2 separate regions of the Homo sapiens genome follow, and region 2 is linked to region 1. A link is a loop called in an ENCODE intact Hi-C map of the cell type or tissue named here. Cell type or tissue: dorsolateral prefrontal cortex. All regions are shown on one strand. Each heading gives the region's core, and the rest is flanking DNA. Links, peaks and the distances in the headings are about the cores only.

The links. Hi-C counts contacts between places; a loop is a spot of excess contacts. Peaks named below come from ENCODE experiments on the same cell type or tissue, not always from the same donor. Only the 100,000 strongest peaks of a DNase experiment are listed, where the experiment ranks them.
Region 2: it touches region 1 in a loop (3-fold over the local background); 44 of 110 quality-filtered maps call a loop at or near these places.

What each region holds. Positions count from the first base shown.
Region 1 is chr2:157,299,548-157,305,493 of GRCh38, reverse strand. GALNT5 (polypeptide N-acetylgalactosaminyltransferase 5) reads right to left here. Exons shown (of 10, transcript NM_014568.3): 6 at 5,829-5,946; 7 at 4,495-4,818. Among named protein-coding and RNA genes, the nearest start is that of ERMN, 23 kb to the left of the region's middle. RefSeq lists a silencer at 2,805-2,884. In dorsolateral prefrontal cortex, for the core only: CTCF peaks have their summits at 2,595 and 2,797 (motif pointing left); no DNase peak of the experiment used is centred there; H3K4me3 peaks cover 918 bases; H3K27ac peaks cover 1,672 bases; H3K27me3 peaks cover 650 bases.
Region 2 is chr2:157,593,858-157,602,078 of GRCh38, reverse strand. All of the region lies in intron 1 of ACVR1C (activin A receptor type 1C), which reads left to right. Among named protein-coding and RNA genes, the nearest start is that of ACVR1C, 31 kb to the left of the region's middle. In dorsolateral prefrontal cortex, for the core only: a CTCF peak has its summit at 4,469 (motif pointing right); a DNase peak (open chromatin) is centred at 4,508; H3K4me3 peaks cover 731 bases; H3K27ac peaks cover 722 bases.

The sequences.
Region 1 (5,946 bases), core at 169-5,168:
AACCCTTGCCTGGAATGCTAAATAACAAATGAGCAAAGGTGGCAAGAAAAGTAATTATTTTCTTGTCTTAAGTTTATCTAATGCATATACTAAAAGTCAATGCACCTATAAGAGTTATGAGCTATGTTCCCTGACTGACCCCTTCAAGCCTTTTGACTGCTTAAGCACTGAATCATAGATAAATTGAGTCCTTCAAAGAACAGCAGATTCCAGCTGATTCCCTGTCAGAATCTTCTTAATGACCCAAGCAAGCTACAATTCATTATAGGAAAGTCACGAAAGCTAATACAGAGCCAAGCATAAAGGCACTTTCTGGCAGGCCCCCAGGTTTTTAATGGATTTACAGGGTCAAATATGGAGGTAGCTTTCTTTAAGTCACCATTTAATGCAGAAAAATGTTGATTTCCTTTCCCCCTTTGACATCCTGGGCAGGGCTAACAAGATGATGGGTTAACAGTGCAACTTAGGGTTTTCAGATTTCTCGAACAGCTGTGCAGAGCCGAATCTATAGGACATGTCCTGGGAAAGCCTCCTGAGCTGGGAGGAGCTGAAGTCTTTGTTGCCAGGGACACTATTTGTGTCCTTCCTGTTCTATGATGCCTAACAAAGAGCTCTAACTCAGGGTGCTGCACTGATGCAGACTGGATGCTCACAGAATTGCCAGACTTCATAAAAGGGGGCTCAGTACATTGGTCCTCAATTTTACATGCTTAGCTTAGTGAACAAGAAAGTAAGGGACATCTTCAGGGATCAGAATATGCGGAAAAAATTAAAGGCTACAGGGAAACTTGCAAAGGTTGGCAAGAAAGACTTGTTCCCTCATATGGATGGAAGAAAAACAGAGGTATGTGTAAACCAAAAATCTGGAATTCAGGTCTTCCACATAACAGCGGAAAAACAGATCTTCAGTTGAATGCTGCACTGGGAAAAACAATTTGCCCATTAGCAAAGGGAGAAAACAAGGAAGCTGGATTGTCCCTGAGAATCTGAAACTTTACACCAGGCTTCATTTGGATTTGAGATGAATATTTACACCACCTGCCTTGGATAGGAACCATCACAGACTTTCAAGGCATAGAAACAAACATTAAAAATAGTACCAGGTTGTTAATTACTTCTGAGGTGCCTGGCACAGGCAGAAACAAAGCAACTATGGAAGGATGGAATCTCTATCAAAAATCCTCAGAGAAAGCTCTATTAGCAATTTAAAATGACAAATATGGGAGGAGACAGCTCACTGTTAGTAAATGTGGGCATCACAAGGCACAGAAGGATTCAATGCCCCCACAGTCCCACCCCTGAACTTCAGAGAGGAAGGTGAATAGAAAGACATGAAGGTAGAATAATCTCGGGGCTTAAAGGAAGGAAAGCATGCTGCAATTGCTCTCTGTACTGAAGCAGAGATAAATATTATGTAAGCTCCTGTATTTGTGGATCATGCAGAAATATTCTATCTTCAAACAAATTTGGAAAATTCTGGTTTCCACAGAGCCGAACAGGTGGTTCTACTCCAGAACTTCTCAAAATCTTCAGGGTGTTAATGTTCAGCTTGCTGTCAGAATGTTGTACAAATGTTTCTCAAATGTGCTTGACCATGGAACCCTGAGACAGCACAAGTAACATTGGTCAGGACAGTGTTTGGGAACCCCCTGTTTAACTATTTGTGTCTATTTTGTATAATCCTTCCAAGAACCGAAAAGCATTGGAAGGAAAGATAAAACTTTTCTGTCCCTTACATGTCCCTCCCTCATTTGACCTGAAGATTTTTTTTTCCTTTTTCTTAGAAATTACTGAGGAAACTATTTAATTGAGGTTTTTGCCATGGAAGGTACTTTTACACCAACCTAATACTTTTCTTCATATAGACATCATCTCTGAAGTGTTTTGGAATTGTTATTCTTCATTTCATTATTAGTTGTTTTCAGAATTTTCCTTTTTATTTAAAAATAATTGATCCATGTTTTTACTGTAAACCATTTTAATCTTTAAAAAAAATAGGCAGTGTATGAATTTTAAATTATCCATGTTGTATTATTTCATTTTCCAATTTAGGAAGTAGACATTCCGCACAATTTATGACAGAATTGTTAAACATTAGGCTATTTGCCAGCGGTTTAATCCAGTGTAAAAATACATTATTGGTGAGATTCTTTCATTAGCTTCAAATGTTGTCGTTTCAATAAGAAAATATTTCTTCTTATTACAAAAAACCAAAACTTTCACTGGATTTAAATTTCTGCTTGTGGAGGTTGAAAAAAGGGAAACGGAGCTATAGACTGTTTGCCAGCAGTTTAATCCAGTGAAAAATACATTATTGGTGAGATTATTAGCTTCAAATATTGTTGGTTCGATAAGAAAATGTTTGTTCTTATTACAAAACACAAAACTTTCACTGGATCTAAATTCCGTAGTGGAGGTTGAAAGAAGGGAAACGAAGCAAGTAACAAAAAGAAGTTGTGGAGTTTATTTTCTTGGAACTTTCCACGATTGTCTATCTAAAATAATGATCTACTTAATTTGTTGTAAATTACCTGGAGAAAGGTCCTAATTTTTTAAAAATGTTAATAACGCTCCCTGCTGGTTTGCTTCAGAAGGGAGCAAACTACATCTTCACTGAAATTTGTTTAAGGAAGACAACAAAGGAAAATAGAAGGAATTTGTTAAAATCACTTTTTAAAATACTTGGTGCATTTTGATATAGTATAGCGGAGGCATCAGCAGAAGGCTGTTTCATTAGGAGAGCTCTCCAGAAATTTCATAGGAACTCACTCAGGTTAGCGCAACAGCGGAGCCCAAAGGTAGTTTTCTAGTGCCCTCTGGTGGTTAAAGCTTATTATTACTCTGACTGAGATTCTGCGTTGCTGGAATGGGAAATATTAGAATAGTGGAAATTCCTTTCTTTTTTTTTTTTCTGCTCAGCGGTTGAAATTAAAAATTGTAAATTTATTTTACAGTTATATTTGACATGTTGTTATTTGAACAGTGTATATAAATCCAAAATGTCTGATAAGTTACCAGGTTGAGCCACTTAAAGTAGCTGCCATTCTATTTGGACCCATAAAAATGGCAATTTTATAATACAGTGCGTTATCTAAAAACAGGTCACATAAACTTATTTATCAGTTGAATTTTGTAAAAAACAGAACCATTTTTTTAAGACTAGTTTCTTGTCTTTCATAGCTTTCCTGGATTTCCCGAATACTTTCAAGGGGGAATATTATAGTAAGTTTTTGCTATCAGGAGATTTTCCAGACAGAAAGCATGGTATAATCCACTCTCAAGAAGAACTGAAAAAATTTGGCCTAAAAGGGCGGGATAACTAATGGTCACATTTTTAAAGAATTTCTTGGATGAAGAAAAAGGAAGCTGAAATAAAACAAAAACACTGGGGTTAGTTATAAGTCAAATTAAATTAGAAATAAAAGATTAGAAATAAGCATGACTGTCTAAGAACCCCAGCTGAAGGCTTGACTAATCATATCTAAACCCACGTGTCTTACCATCCTCTTCAAATGCAGCTTCACTCCTAGAAGGGGTTTGAAATGGCTTTTCCCCAGCTTCTCCTCTTTCTTGATGTTTTCTCAGCCTTGTACTCTGGCTACCTTATCTGGCTTAGCTTCTTCCCTTTGGATACCATCCTTCATGCCCTGGAATGTTATCTGCTATTCTCTGATATTTTCTGTTATTTTAAGTTCCTCTTTGAAATCTTTACAAACCCCAATTAAATCTTATCACCCCCTTGCTTAACTCTGCTCAATAACTTCCCACTGCTTTCAGAAGAAAGAAGGAAGCAAGGCAGGAAAGAAGGAAGGAAAGAAATAAAATCCTTACTTTGCTTACAAGGACCTGTGTGATCTGGCTCCTTCCTTCCTCTTCACCTTCATCTGGTGCCATTCTTCCCTCCTTCACACCCTGACAACATTCGTCTTCTTTCCAGTGCTTGGATGGAGAACACTCACCTGTCTTAGGGCTTTACGTGACCTTTACCCTCTGCCTAGCACTCTTCTTTAGAGCTTGGCTGACTGACACTTAGTGTTTTAGGCCTGAGTTACAAAGTCTCCTTCTCAGAGAGGATTTCTCAGCCACTCTAACTGAGGAGTCATCAACTGTGGCCTGTTCCCTAAATGAGAGCTATTATATTTTGTATTTACACTTGACTTGCTTATTTGTTTATAATCTTTCTTCTCTACCCAAATTAAGCTCCACAAGGAAGGAACCAAGTCTACTTCATTCATCACCCTGTAATCCAAGTCTGAAATACTCCCAGATCTACGGATACTCAATAGATATCTGTTGAGTTAATCAATGAACATGACCACTTGGTAGCCTTCCTCAAGTTTACCTATATTTAATTCTCAGCCATGCTTTGTCCCATCTTTGCTCATACTTGGTGTTTATTTATAATGTAATTACTCATTCTTTCCACACATTTTTGAAAGAGATTTTGTGTTTTGTTTTTATGGAGTAAGATTTTAAATTGCCACTTGAACTTACCACACCACTAGCTCTCACAATGGGAGCCCTTAAGTCAGGAAAGACATTCTCCAAGTACCATTTGAAACTTTTGCACTTCAGTTTCTTTCGCAGCTCCCTTTGCTGGGTGAGGTTGCCAACATCTAGCCCTTGGTCGATGAGGTGGTCTCCGTGGCCATAGAACAGCTCCTTATACTCATCCAGCCAGACCTCGGCAACCCGCACCAAGTTCCGCTCCACTGTCTTCATCCGGTCTTTGGGGAAGGAATATGGATTGTCATTTCTGAATATATGGCCCACTCGGGAGCAGGGAATGATCTCAATTTCACCACCACACATCCACACCTGGAAGAATTTGATGATAAGCATCAATTATCAAATGATTATCCACAAATCATCGGCACTTAACAATGACAAGAAACCACCTTGTTTCCCCCTACCTGAAGTAATACTCAACTTCAAAAACACTTTTGCAATAGAAAATCAAACTCAACAGGCTTATTTAATTTTGTGTATTGCTGTGGATCATTTTAGGATTAGTAAAATGTAATTTTTTCTTTCCTAACTTTCAATGTAAGTTTTTTTTAATTTGTAAATAAATCTTCACAGAATCCCATTTTGTAAAACATGAGTTCTTGTTTTGATTGAATCAGGGAAAGAAGTATAGATGTCCATTTGTTCACGTTCCTCTACTCTCATTTTTGGGAAGAACCAAAAGGCTTGTGGAACACAACTCAAAACCATCCTTCATGATCAGCAGCTCCAAAATTACACCCTTTTACATACATACAGAACACCCACCCAATAGGAAAGCAATTACTTTTTGGACACTCTCTACTACTGCTGTTGCCAAGGCTTTCTCAGAAGTTAATCAATGATTGTATAATAGATTGTATAAAGTGCCCAAAGGAGCTGTACTATAAGGCACACCTGACCTGTTGGTGACCTGCTTTAGAGGTATTTTAATGTACTTCTGTCATTTGTGTTCTCTAAGATGATCCATTACAGATTGAGTCTATTCCTTCCAACATTCTAGACAGATGTTCCAGGAGAGTTATTTTGTAGCACGTATGACTCCCACAGCATTTACTCTGAGTGGCAGAAAGTCATTTCCCCCATATTTATAAGCAGAAATGGTGTTGTGAAATATTAGGGAATGCTAATAAATTTTATGACAGCAATTGATTCTTCCAAATTCAATCTGAGATATGAAAAAATTAATCCAGAGACCCTAAAATTTCTGTGAAATTTCCTCTCAGTGGCAGTCACATACCTGATTATGGTAGTAAAATCAAACCATTTAAAATTGATTAACTCATTATCGTAAAGAAAAGTTGGGAAACACCTGGTAATACCTTGAATGAGAGCTCCATATTTTCCCCACCCCAAACATCAAGGCCAGGGTCGTATGTTCCAAGTTCAAAAAAGTAACTTTTGTCAATAGAAAACAATCCACCAGCCATGACAGGGCAC
Region 2 (8,221 bases), core at 1,682-6,681, 300 kb before region 1:
TGTGGCAGTGTCACTACCAAGGGAAACGTTAATCAGAACCAGAAAGTTGTGAGAAACACTGAAAGTTATTTTTAAGGAGTGTGGTTTGTGCCTTAAATGTTGAGCTCTGAATAGCCCATAACTTGTAATAGCAGGAGCTTAATTTTCGGGTGTTCTTTTTTTTCTTTTTCTTTTAACATCTGTGGTGTGTTAAATGTGTTATCTAGAATATCTCTTTTTAAAATTTTCATACTAATCCTGTGAGATAGGAATTATTATCCCTACTTCATCAGTGCATGGACAGATTTAGAGAGGTGTGGTAACCTCTCAGGCTGCACAGCAGGGTTAGAGGTGGCTCAGGATTAGAACTACAGATACGCATCTTCCAAAGTGCAGGATCTTTTTTACTGCACCTTGCTGAATTCCAACAATGTTAAACTCAGACGCAGCTACAAACAAGGTTTTCGTTTGTTTCTTTGCTATAGTTTTTTGTTTTGTTTTGTTTTATATCACTATCAAAGAAGCAGCAAGACTCAGATGACCTACCTTAGACTTTCCTTTCGTTCTGGCTAATATGAATTCTTTGAGACTTTTTGGAGGTCCTATAACTTCTTTCTTATGTTTCCTCACTTTTATACTTTTATGTCTTGAAATATATTTGGGCAGCTGCAAAAAAGAAACAGGCAGTTATTTTACTTAACAGTATCTTGATAGATAAAAGGAACCAGGAGAAGCCAGGTAACCTACCTTCTTTTTTATTTTTTTTATTTTTATTTTTATTTTTTGAGACTGTCTTTTTTTATCACCCAGGCTGGAGAGCAGTGGTGCAATCTCAGCTCACTGCAACCTCCGCCTCCCGGGTTCAAGTGATTCTCATGCCTCAGCCTCCTGAGTAGCTGTGATTACAGGAGCCTGCCACCAAGCCTGGCTAATTTTGTATTTTTAGTAGAGATGGGGTTTTAACATGTTGGCTAGGCTGGTCTCGAACTCCTGACCTCAAGTGATCCACCTGCCTCAGCCTCCCAAAGTGCTGGAATTACATGTGCAAGCTACCGCAGCCGGCCGGTAACCTACCTTCTGAAATACTTATGACAATTCCTAGAAGTCTAAGAACTATATTTTTAAAAAGCATTATGGATTTTAAAAATGTGCTCCCCATTCATCAGCTCCCTTTCCCACCCATATTCTTTGAAGGGAGGGGTAGGTGATGCGCCCTTTTTATGTTTGCACAATATATGAATTCCTCATAGTATCCAGGGTAAACTTTTGAGCCTCATGGTCAGTGTTGGAAAGATGCTCAGCTAGGATCGGCCTTAATAAAACAAAAAGATCCTTCCAAATCACTTGTCCTTCTCTTCCCTTTTCAACTCTGAACTTGCCACTCTATTTTTAGCTAGATCAGCTTCTTATTTAGGATAGTTTCCTTTTATTTCTACATTGAGAATTATCTATTCTTTATCATATCTGATCATATGTAAATATGTAACTGTGGATTGTGGTAAAAATTTCTGACAAGTGAGCCCCTGAGAACCCTTGAGGACTTTACCTTTTCAATTTTCTTTGCTACTTTCATTCTAAACTTGAGACAGATAGTTCTGTCTTTTTCTATCTCTTCAATCTTGTAACTGTGTAATATGACTATTAATTGTTTATTACTTACTGGTTACTTTTAATTGTTTCCTTTTAACAAGTCAGAGCTTTCTTAGCTTTTAGTTTGGAACTTAATGTTTTTTGTCGTTAATTTTTTGTATTTCATGGCATATTTCCCAAATAGATTGAGTATGCCATGTCCTCCTTTCATCACTGAACTCTGCTCTTTTCTCATTTGGTTGCTATCTTCTCTACTTTAATAGAGACTGAAAACACAAAACTAGATTTCAGTGACTTAACAGACCTCCAAAATATGAACTCTGATTATTCATGTCAGTCTTTATAAGAATACATGATTCTCCTGAACAGTTTTCTTCCTCAACTGTGATTCTAGGGCAACAACTTGGTTTTCTGGGTATGCTGTCACTCCTATTGCTCTTTCTGATACTGGATGGTGGCCATTGATGCCTTCTGCTTTTGGGGTTATAGAACGTTACAACTGAAAGGCACATTAGAGATCATCTAATTGAATTCTTTCTTAAACAGATCAGTTGAACACATGAGGCCCAGAGGCCATATTACTAGAACTAGGATTAGAACCCCAAGTCTCCTAACTTGTTCCCTAAATGCCCTGGACTGGATTAGGGATCCTGTGGTGTTTTTTCTTTACACAGGTTCACCTCTCCATGCTACAGAGTAGTAATCCCTGCTTATCACTGCAAGATATTGCTGGAAATAGTATCCTTCAGGAGTTGATTATAATTGGTAATCATTTCCTATGGAAACAATATTTAAAGTGTATGGTGTATTCTTGATCCAGAGTTAATCATCAAGGAAATCATAGATTTGACAAACAATATATTGAACCCAAGACTGTACTAATTCAAAAAACGCATACTATCTTCCAAGTCCTATAAAATAGACCAAAGTGTGCAGGCTGATCAAATACAGTGTTAAGATTTGTGCTCCAGTACTGATGGAGGCATTGCCAAGTGAATTTCTGGCAGGTGAACATCTTATCTAGAGTGAGCTTGTTGAGCCGGGAAAGCTCAACAGCCCTGTTCCGTGGGCAGAGATGTCCCTTGTTAGCTAGACACCTGGTCTGCCATTATTAGCTTTCTCTGTAGCTTGGAGTGGGTGGCTATTATTATTCAGCCTTTTTTTTTTTTTTTTTTTTTTTTTTTTTTTTTTTTTTGAGCCCAGGCTGTAGTGCAGTGGCGCCATCTTGGCCCACTGCGAGCTCCCCCTCTCGGGTTCACGCCATTCTCCTGCCTCAGCCTCCAGAGTACCTGGGACTGTAGGCGCCCGCCACCACGCCTGGCTAATTTTTGGTATTTTTAGTGGAGACGGGGTTTCACTGTGTTAGCCAGGATGGTCTTAATCTCCTGACTTCGTGATCCGCCTGCCTCGTCCTCCCAAAGTGCTGGTATTACAGGCCTGAGCCACCGCGACCGGCCTATTCAGCTTTTTTCAGTTTCCAGAATATTCCATATTGAGTAAAAATAGCACTACAGAAAATTGCCCCTTCCACTTGAGACAACATTTCCATGTGGAGTATGGCCGTTCATTGTTAACACAATAGGTTGGAATAATAACAGCTTGGACACTCAGCTCCACTTTCTGATGCAGTCAACCCCCAGATTAATAATTTGTATTAGAAAAAGACTGTTAAAGCTGGGCAGGTGACTCACGCCTGTAGCCCCAGCACTTTGGGAGGCCGAGATGGGTGGATCATTTGAGGTCAGGAGTTCAAGACCAGCCTGGCCAACATGGTGGAAACCCTGCCTCTACTAAAAATACAAAATTAGCCTGGTGGGTGGTGAGCGCCTGTAATCCCAGCTACTCGGAAGGCTGAGGCAGGAGAATCACTTGAAACCAGGAGGTGGGGATTGCAGTGAGCCGAGGTTGTGCCACTACACTCCAGCCTGGGTGACAGAGTGAGACTCCATCTCAAAAAAAAAAAAAAACTATTAAAAGAAAATAAATGTAACATTATAAAATACAATTATGTTTATCCACATTTGAAATTTTTAAAAGATAGCCTTGATTTTGGTAAAGTCAGACCTTAATTCTGGGATTTATGTCTTTACTTTCTTGATTGGTAGTATAATGCTCTTTTTTCTTTTTTTAATGTGAGCTATTTTATTTTTATTCTTTTAATAAATATTTTAATTAACAAATCATAATTGTATATATTTATGAGGTATAATGTGTTGTTTTGATATGTATACAGTATGAAATGATTAAATCATGTGAATTGACTTCTTTTTTGAAATCATAGTAATAGAGGATGCTTTTTTTTTTTTTTTCAATGTTCTTCCTTGACAACACAAAAATTTGGTGTAACCCTTGGTTGGGTCCCCAAATTATTTTTGAAATTTTACTGGTCAGTGAAATTTCCAAATCTGGTAACCACCATTATCAGGTATGATTTTATGTGAGCATAAATATAACAGCTATAAGACCAATAGGACCTATGTGAATATGCAAATTATAATACACATTAGGGGCTTAATTATCAGTTTCTCATTTCTTCTTACAATTTAGAAAGACTTCACTGGCAATATTTGGATAGGTGGAATCTTTTGGTTCAAATAAGAGATTTCTCTCAATAAATACCGGTCTAGCAAATCCTCCCGGGCTAGAATGGTGATCTTTAAGGGCGTTCACGAGTGGAGGGCCACTATTTCCAAATGAAAAAGCGTCATCAAATCATCACTGCATTGATTTGCTTCTAGACAAGGCATTTTATTTTAAAATTTCAAATAACAGAAAATCGAGAGTGCGACATTTTATGATTATTTTAAAGACACACAGGTTTTAAAAATGCTTGAGAAATGCTAATCCGGAGTGGAGGTCATTCTGTAAAAAATAGCCTGCCTCCTGCTTCTGCTGCCACTAGATGGTACCCGGGTGCGCCGGGAAGCCGTCGGAGAACGTCTCCTGGGGGTTGCGCTGCCGTCGGGCAGGTGGCCGAGCCCCGCGGGAGCTGTCGTCGGGGCCGAATTCACTGCGCCAAGGTCCAGCGGAAAGCTGGGGCATCCCGGCGACCGCAGGGTGTCCCTTCGCAAATTCATCAGGCGAAGGGGAGGCGGAAGCTCCTGGCCGCTGCTCTGGGGGAGGGCTCCGAGCTCCAACCTGCAAGTCCAGGCAAGGGGAGCTCCCCGGGGGCGGGCCGGGGTGCCAAGGTCCTTTTTGGGGTGGGGAGCGCGCTGGGGACCGGGAATGGAGTTCCATCAGGGCAGTGAGTGTTACCAAACCCGTTGACAAAGTGGGGGCAGGTTAATGCACATGCAGGGCCGCGTCGCAGCAGGAGGTATTTCCACACTGCCTGGTGAGGGAGGACTGCCGCGGTTTCCTCAGGCTGGTGGGTGCTGTCTGGACCGTCTTGGAGGACTACTGAGAGGATGGGCTGGGACTCGTCCTCCGAACGGCAGGAAGGCTGAACAGGTGTGCTTCTCAAGATTCACCTCCAAGAAACCTTCCCGCCCCTGCCCCGTCCCTTACCCGCAGCCCCAGCCGGATTCAGTAGTGCTCCACCTCTGTGTCCCAACGCAGCTCACAGCTCCTACATGTGTCCCTGACTCAGTTTACCACACTGTCCTAACATCCTTTAACCTACAAGGCCAAGTTCCTTTAGTGCATGTCTTTTCTCTCTCCTCTCTCCCTCCCTCCCTGCCTTGACTCTTTGCCAAAGAGTTTGGCATGTAGTAAAGTACTCTTTAAATAATGATCTTAAAAACTTATCTAAAGACTTGCCATAAAGTAATTCATTTACTACTGTCAAGGAGATTTGTATATTAGCTATGAATTGGATGATCCATATCAAAATTGCATATATATTTAAGTGTCTAAAAAACAAATCATAAATTGGAAGAAAATATTGACTATTTAGAAAATATCTGGATGGGAGATTTTCTAAGCTTTAAAGCAAAATAAATTGCAGAGTAAAATATTGATAGACACAGTTTATGTCTATCATGTTATTGGATTTTAATGAGAACATCACTATGCATATCTAGTGTAAAACTCCACGGAGTAATATTTGGAGAAGTTGTATACATTAGTGGTTCGGGGGTTATGGGATTAGGAGTGATGTATTTTATTTTACTTCCTTCTTTATGTGTATTACTTGACTTCTTTTTGTCAAGGGGCAAGTATCGTTCTGCCCCCCACCCCCCAAATAATGAAGGTAATGTGTTAGGAAAAAAGCAAATAAATATGAAAGTGGGAAAAGCTATATGTAACACATATGACAAAGGATTTCTATATCTATTTCTATTCTATTCTGTTCTATTCTATATCTTTATAAAAACCTCTTTCAAATTGAGAAGAAACTTTAAAATTCATCCAAGAGATAAATAGCATGGACAAAAATTTCTTCTGTACTTTGCAGTTTTCTACAATTTGTAATTCAGTACATCTTTATTGGATTTTACCGCACTGACAGACCCTATTCTAAACGTTGGGATGTGATGGTAGATAAAACAGGAGAAGGGCCCTGCCCTCATGAAGTTTTCATTCTAGTGGGTCTAATACAATTAAAAAGCGAATTACAGATTGTGATACATAGCAGGAAGGATGGGGAGCAGATCCTTGAGCAAGGGGAGTCACTGAAGATTTCTCTGAGGGGGTGACATTTGAGCTGAGACCTGGAGAATGAGAAGAAAGGGGAGAATACTACAGGCAAAGGGAACAAGAAGAGCAAAGGCCATGAGGTGGGAAACTTGTTATATCACAGCTGTGAAAAGGAGACCAGTGCTCCGGAAGGCTGAGTTATGAGAGATGAGGTTGGAGGAGTGGGAAGAACCCAGACTATTAGCCTATCAGGTCATGATAATGATTGTGGATTTTGCTTTATTCTAAATGTAATTGGAATCCATTAAACACCAATATTCTCCTAAGCAGGAGACAATAGATTAAGAAACCCCAATTACTGGGGAACAGTTTGATGTGGAACCATTTAGGCTGCCAGGGTAAGAAAATAACCTTTCAAATTAAGGATTATATGTGATTAGCAGAGGAAATGTGTCCTGTGATTGGGAATACTCTTTTCTTTGACACTTCAAATAGGGTCTGTTTTTTCCCCCTACATGGCTGCAAAGTCTAAACTGGGCCAGAGGACTCCAGGTAGTCTGTATCCTCCCTAAGGAAACAAAGATTCAGCCTTGGAGACACTGCTATGTACCCAAGAGCGGTTATCACCAACTGCTACCCCTGCTAGCCTGTTGCCCACTCATGCCTTGCCTTCCAAAGGCAGGAAGGAGAAGACTGCCATCTTCCTATCTAAGAATCCTGCATTTTCATCCTTTCAAAGGGATGTTTTAAGAGAATCCACACAAATAATTTTGTCGTGAACCATTTTGATTATGTTGTATCCCTTTATGGTTGATTAATAATTGTCCCACACTGGAGGAGCTTAGCAGCTAAGGTTATTCATGGTATTTCTGGAAAAAGCTTTCTTTGAAAGGTGAAAATTTCAGTTAATCACCACGCTGATAAGCAGAAATGCTAAACTGAGAAATTTTCCTGTTAAGTTTTTAAATTGCACTAAAAGCTTTATGACATTGTGCCATCATACGTGTCCTTTCCATATGTATTCAAAATTTTGAGGCAGTAAGTAAATAAATAACACTCTTCTAGCCAGTTTTAAGCTCTAATTGCTGTCAGCCATTGAAATATTATTGGGAAACATTTTAATATCTACTTAGTAGAATGTAGACTATTCAGATTGCTGAAGTGTGGTGCTATTTTGAGTCGCTTTTGGTCTTGCATACTATTTCTGTAATCCTGTGGACACTAAGATTGAGGGACTCATCAACAGTCTCTGGATGTCTCACATAACTCAGAGAGGCTATGAACATTTTCAGGCCTCTATCACTTTTCCCCCATCGCCCCCAAATTTCATGCTGATATTGGAAAGAACATTCAATTATCATGTAATACATATAGTACAGGATAAACAATTTTTAATATTAATTAGAGATGTTTTGTTGATTTATAAACCAGTAGAATTCTCTCACCCACTGAAATAGCAGGGTGTGAATTTGGGGGCACAGACCTATCCTGTTCACATACCCAACACCAATTCTCTCTTTTCATCTATCATAGGTAATCCTTAAGTCACTTATATTGAGAATTGTGACACAAGTTCAGAGTAGCAGAGGACTATAGACCTGGAGGGGTCTTTAGAAGTCTTCTAGCCTGCTTCTTGACCTCCTCATTTTACAGGTGAGGAAGATAAGATCTGGAGAGATTGGGGAACATGTCTAAAGTCTCAGGTGGCTGGTGGTCAGGTGAACTAAAACCTCCAGTGTCAGTCAGTGTTGCCTTTGGACTGAGAAAATTCCAAATGGTTAGTACTAATAATTTACAATATGCTGAATTCTAACTAAATTGAGCCCTACAGCTGGAAGTTTAAGCAGTTCTCCTGGACAGAATCTCTGTTGGTAGGGTGGTTTCATTCCTTCTCAGCTCTAAGGGTGAGGCCTTCTTTAACAGGGAACGTAATTGCTACTTTGTGCAAAGGAACAGTTTTTCTTTGTGATGGATGTTTTCCCTTATTTGTGGAGTTCTGAATTTTTTTGGTTGCAGCCTGAGAAGTAGTATTTCTACCAGCTGAATCTTTATTGAAAGCTCATTTGGCCAAAAA